Regions from separate parts of the Homo sapiens genome. Here region 1 is linked to region 2. A link is a loop called in an ENCODE intact Hi-C map of the cell type or tissue named here. Cell type or tissue: mammary epithelial cell. All regions are shown on one strand. Each heading gives the region's core, and the rest is flanking DNA. Links, peaks and the distances in the headings are about the cores only.

The links. A loop is a pair of places that touch in the nucleus more often than their neighbours do. Peaks named below come from ENCODE experiments on the same cell type or tissue, not always from the same donor. Only the 100,000 strongest peaks of a DNase experiment are listed, where the experiment ranks them.
Region 1: a loop joins it to region 2, with 6 times the contacts of the local background. A loop is called at or near these places in 2 of 110 quality-filtered maps.

Annotation. Positions count from the first base shown.
Region 1 is chr5:2,753,437-2,756,454 of GRCh38, reverse strand. It overlaps IRX2-DT (IRX2 divergent transcript), which reads right to left. Exons shown (of 4, transcript NR_122126.2): 4 at 1-1,426. Among named protein-coding and RNA genes, the nearest start is that of IRX2-DT, 3.1 kb to the right of the region's middle. In mammary epithelial cell, for the core only: a CTCF peak has its summit at 1,202; no DNase peak of the experiment used is centred there; H3K4me3 peaks cover 736 bases; H3K27ac peaks cover 2,001 bases.
Region 2 is chr5:1,800,153-1,802,891 of GRCh38, reverse strand. NDUFS6 (NADH:ubiquinone oxidoreductase subunit S6) reads right to left here and starts at 1,485. Exons shown (of 4, transcript NM_004553.6): 1 at 1,343-1,485; 2 at 518-571. The coding sequence starts at 1,474. It also overlaps a transcript of MRPL36 not described here. RefSeq lists enhancers at 1,106-1,245, 689-1,676, 1,856-1,985, 2,046-2,095. In mammary epithelial cell, for the core only: a CTCF peak has its summit at 1,201; no DNase peak of the experiment used is centred there; H3K4me3 peaks cover 2,162 bases; H3K27ac peaks cover 1,862 bases.

The DNA of each region.
Region 1 (3,018 bases), core at 233-2,732, 950 kb before region 2:
GGCGGGGCGCGTAGGAAGGAGGAGGAGAGAGAAAAGGGCGAAGCCAGCGCGAGATTAGGAAGGAGAGGAGGGTAGAGACGGAGTCGGCGAGATGCTGGAGAATTCAGGATTGTGGGCACCCTGAGCGGGAGAGAAACTTCAGGAAGCACGTCGGAGGCGGGGCATCTGTGGGAGGAAGGCAAATTTTGCAGAGCGCTAAAGGATGCCGGGAGGGACAAGTTAGCCATGGGGAGACCTCCCAGAAATCCGGAGCTGAAAACAGGGCAGTTAAGTAAGCAAGAGCTGGTTAGCTGAATACGAGGTCCCTAGAATGTAAATTATAAATAAGAAAGAAAGAAACGAAAGAAAAAGAAAAGAGCGCGCGCAGGGTCCCGGGTCCAGGCGCTCAGAGCAGCCCGTGCGGGGGCCCTCCCGGCCCACAGTAGCCGCCGCCCCGCGTCCCTGAAGTGGCGCCCGCGTGGCTACTCGGGGATCTCCCAGGCCTCGGGGGCCCATTTGAAAACCTCGAGAGGCCTTGCACATCCTGCCAGGACTGGAGCTGCGGGGACCTTTCAGTCTTCCACGGATGCTCCTCTGCACGTGTTTTCCAGGAAAACATTTAGGCCTCGGAAGCGTCTTTGAGAGCCTAGAAATGCCGGTTGAGCGTGAAATCCAGTCCAACCTACTCACAGAGTACTAGACCTAGAAACGACGTTTGAAAGAGATGTGGGTTCCATGTTGACTTAAATTTTGTTCCATTTATAACAACGCTTTTGTTTTCAAAGAAAAGAAAAATTTCTTAGCCAAACTTCTCATGTCCCCGGCCCCCTGTTCCTGCCTCGCTCTCTCCCTCGACAAACGCGGGGAGCCCTGGAACGGGAGGGCCGGTGACCGCGAATACGGTAGCGATGTGATTTGATGCACTGAAACTACTTACATTTCCAATGTTACTTCATTAAAGGAAACCCACATAAAAGCGTCTGTTTCATCTTAATTGCCAAAAAAGTTTGCCACACCCCCGAACGGTAACTGTTTCCCCGCCAGACACCGAAAGCTCATAAGGAACCACAATGAGAAAGGATCAGGAGTCGCTTAGGTTTTATTGAAATGCCTCGATGCCGTTTTTTCTTCTTCCCCGAATTAAGCCGCCGGGGGAGGAGGTGGGTCGCGCCCACCGTTGCCGGGACTCGGGCCGGCAGACACGGGCCACAGCGCCCCCTCGCCGCCCGCGCGCACGACTCCTGGCCTGCGTCGCCTCCTTCCGTCCCCGCGACACGGAGGACGGCGCCGCGCCCGGCGAGCGCCCCGGCCTTCTCAGTCGGCCGCGTCCCCGGGGAGACCCCGAGCCCGAGCCTCCGGGGCCGGCTGTTCCTCGCGCTCGGCCTCGCAGGAAATCCCCGCTCGCTGAAACTTGCGTGTCCACGTAGACTCGTTCTAAATTCTTTGGCTGTTGCAGGGACAATAAAGAAAAATAGAAACAGTGTTAATTTTTTCCCCACCTCCTAGGGCACACCTAGGAAAGGGGGCAGGGCCCACCAGGAACCTGAAACTGCCCCCATCGCCTGGGTTATTGTGACCAGGGGTCGCGTTTGCAAAGCAGTTACTGGGTTTTCCCTGCGTGCCTGCTCATTCCCTCCCTCCTGCTCGGACGGCAACTGAAAAGCCTCAGAAGCCAAGTGCCGGGCTCTCCCCAGCGACCCCACAGGCCTGAGCACCCCGCCTCGCCCTTGAGCAAAACATCCCAGGCCCTCCTCTTCGGGAGCCGCGGCCTTGCAGCCCTCGTGGCCCCGAGACGGAGTCTGGGCTGAGCCCGCCACCCTCTCAGGCAGCCTCGCCGGGACCGCCGCGCCAAGACTCCACGCTGGCAGCATGTTTTCTCATGATTGATTTTTTTTTTTTTTAAGAAGAAGACCAAGCCAACTTTAACTTAAGAAGAAGGAATGTGATTTTTTTCTTTAATATCAGAGAGCTTTAAAGCAAAACGTAGTTTATATATTTCAATAACAATGACGAGTGTTAAGTTTTTAATGTCCCTGCGTAGGCATTTTAATTTGCTACAGTCACTACCAATAAAAACGGCATGTAGTAAGAGTCGACTGTTTAATAGTGCAAGGTAGACGGTTTTTATTAGTAACAGGCAGCAGCGGTATGGAACATATAGATTTCAGTGGAGGAGTATAATTGCTAAGGGGAAAATACACACAGGACGGGAAGAGGCCATCTTCAAACTCCCAACACTGAGCTAAAGAGGGGGAAGGGCAGGCGGCGTTTCTGGAGATGCACCCTGGGTGAGGGGACCCTCCCCGCCACTGCACGTGTCTGGTTATATATTTAATTGATGTCAGAATCGACTGTATCCAGAGCAGACACTCCAGCTCCAAACTGAGGATGTTTGTATAATAACTGGCTGTTTTCTCTTCTGCCCCTGGCAGAGGTCCGGCGGGGGGAGGGGGGTGGGTCAAGGGAGGGGGAGGGAGGATGAGCCCCAAATGCTAATGAAACCACAGCGGGAACCGCTCTTTAGAAATGGAAATACTCCAGGCCAGTGCTCCCTGGTGATAAAAATTACACCCGATTTTTTTTTCATTTAAACTGATCTGATCGTAAAGGAACCCTAAAGGTTGCCATCTGATCTGACAGTGTTTGTGTTTGCCATCCAGCGTGTGGGCCTCTCATTTACCCCTCTTCTTGGAGGAATTCCCTCCCAGGAAGCGCAAAAATGTCGCAGACTGTCGACGGCTTGCCCAACCCGGCTGCTTTCTCTCTCTCTCTGTTTTTCAGCTCTATAGTAATTGATTAAAAATATCTGTCCTGGACTGAATTAGGATGTCCCATGTGGAGTCGCAACAAGGTTGAAACCCCCCGCTGGGTCGTTGCAGGGGGCCCAGCCTGTGGGAACGGGGTGTCTGTGGGTGGAGGGAGAGGTGGTCGTGGGTGTGTGTGCGTGTGCGTGTGTTGAGATGGCCTGAAGAGGATGTGTGCAGGATGGGGGTGTGGTTTGTAGGAAGAGTGGTGGGGGAGCAGTGTGGGCGAAGGGGT
Region 2 (2,739 bases), core at 240-2,739:
TAATTTCAACATTCTTTCTCCAGTGGTCACTCACAGGCACCTGAACTGATCTTCCCTTACAATGCATAGAGCTAACAGACCCACTAAGGGAAGAAAAACTCATGTGCCATTTTCAGCTTGTCAGTGTAAGTCCCTGTAAAAAACACACACTAATTTATTTGGTGAAAACTATAAAAAACACACCTCCAGGTGGTTAAAAGAATAATTTTTTTAAAGTTGATATGATTTACTTAAATCTGAGAGTCTCAGGAGAATAAGGGACAAGAATTTTAAAAAAGATCACTTCCATTTATATGCAAACCAGAACTACGGCTACAATGTTATGTATTTCAGGGGGAAACAAGTCAGAAATAGACACAATTAAGATTTTAAGAAAGGAAGAACCCCATCCAGAACTGTTAGGGTGCTTGCAATATGGGGAAAATTTATTTAAATCTTATATATTAATTTTTATTTCTTGTTGGTTACATAAAAGTTTTAGGAAAGCTTACCTCTCTTCACTAGATTTTTTACTCACCTCTTTCTGACGACCTACAAACCGAATTCTCCTGTAGTCTTTATCATCATAAACCTGGAAAAAAACAAAAAGACCATGTGTGACTTTTACGGCCTAATTCTGAAAGTCACTTCATATCAATCATAAATATTACAGGAAAGTGTTTTTCTTAACTTTTAGGCCATTGATGAAAAGTCAAACAAGTGCACAGTACTCGGTGTAATCAGGGGCATTTTTAGCGAGATACCTGGGATGAAAACGGGTGGTCACCTGGATCAGAGAGCAGCACAGAGACATAGCCCGGGAAGGTGGAGCTAAGGAGGAGAGACAAATCCTGACCGAGGAGAACCGCCCCCAACCTTCTTTGGCATATGGCCTGAGAGCTTTACTATCCCCCCATTAAATCTACTAGGGCACATTCCAGTATACACAGGTACCTTTGTTCTTCATTTTGGCTTAGGGCTTTTTTGTGCCTTGGACTACAACCGACTTCTCAGGTTACTAAAATTTATTATTGAATATTACACAAATTCTAAACGTTCTGACCCAAATAATCGGCTGCCACAAATCGCCTATGGGCAGCCAGTCCACAGCAAGTGCTGCCCGCTGGGGAGACTTCCCGTTCCAGAGCCCGCAGGCCCTGGAAGGACGAGACCCACCGCTACAGGCTGCCACCACCGTCCCGACTCGCGGGCGTCCTCCCCGGCGCGTGAGCGACAGCACAACCTTACCACGACCTGCGCTGCCGGCGCAGAACCAGGGCCGCGGATGCCCGGCGAGCCCACTGCCACCAGTCGCCCGAGGTGCGGCTGGAGGAAGGTGCATCCTGTACCCAGCGGCCGTTACCTGGCCAGTGTGCGTGACCTTCTCCCCGGTCGGCGAGACCCGCACCCCGAAACACCTGGCGCCCAGGGGCAGGCTCCGCGCCGCCTCGCCACACCGGTTCAGCAGCCGGCAGAAGGTCATCGCCGCCGCCATTTTGCGCCGCTGGCCTTTGACCCGGCGCAACGTCCCGCTTAGCGCTAACGCATGCGCACGGCTTCTGGCGGCGCCAAACACCCGGTATTTATTTCGCCCTGGGGGCGGGGAGCGCGGGTCGGGGCAGAGGGTGCGCCGGAGCTGCTCTCTGATTCAGGTGGTCACCCGTTTTCATCCCAGGTATCTCGCTAAAAATGCCCCTGATTACACCGAGTACTGTGCGCTTGTTTGACTTTTCATCAATGGCCTAAAAGTTAAGCGGCCCCGTTGCGCCGGCAGGTGCAGCCTCATGCAGTTGCAGCCGCAGGCTAGAGCTAGGGCCCTGATGAGGCAGGCAATGGTGTGCGAAACCTTCAGCGATTAGGAGTACCCAGTGGTTCTTATTTAGCGGACAGGCAGGGGAGGATGTAAACTGAAAATACATTGTTTATATTCTTATGGTAACCGATAATCATGAGACATTTAAATATCAAAATTATTGGGTGAAGGAGTCAACTGCTTAGCAGACGAGACTGGAAGTGCATTCTCCTCGTTCAAGGCAAGCGTTCCTGTGTGTGGTTACGGGGAGCCGCAGAGGAAACGTATATTGGGGATTTCTGCAACAAAGCCTAGTACACCGACTGATTTTACAGCATGCAAATACAGCCTCTAAAAAGGCCCGTTTTGCTTAGAGTTGACTTGGGTATAAATCCCAGCTTAAGCTCCAGCATCCAGCTTTTCTTTTGCTGTGGTCAGAGCCTGAGGACCACGTGACTCCAAGAACAAAACACTAGAGATGGATGAGTGGCGGGGAAGATGATAAAGAGGAGGAAAGGCATGAGAAACAAGAATGCACATGAAAACCTCCGGTCCCAAAGATGTCCCAGCAAACGTGGTGGTCAGAGGCAGATTTGTCCTGGAGCTGATAAACTCCAGCGGCCCGCCCGGTGTTCGCCGGGTCAGGTGGAAAAAGTGGGCGCTGCGATGAAGCGTTGGGGCCTGCAGGGAGCGCGGAGTGGACGCAGCCACGTCTGCAACTCACCCGGACACACACAAAAAGGAAGGCGAATGGAGTTACGGGTAGATACCTGAAAAGGCAGGGATAAGCGAGCTAAGGGTAGAATCTAGGTGGCAAGTATATGGGTGTTCACCGTACAGTTCTTTCCCTTTTTCTCTATGTCCGAAGTTTTTCATAATGTTGGGGAAAACAGCCGTAACCAGTTGAAACTACTGCCCGTCTCCACTCGTTTCCCGGAGCCTGTTTACATTTCTCCTGTCCACTTAAA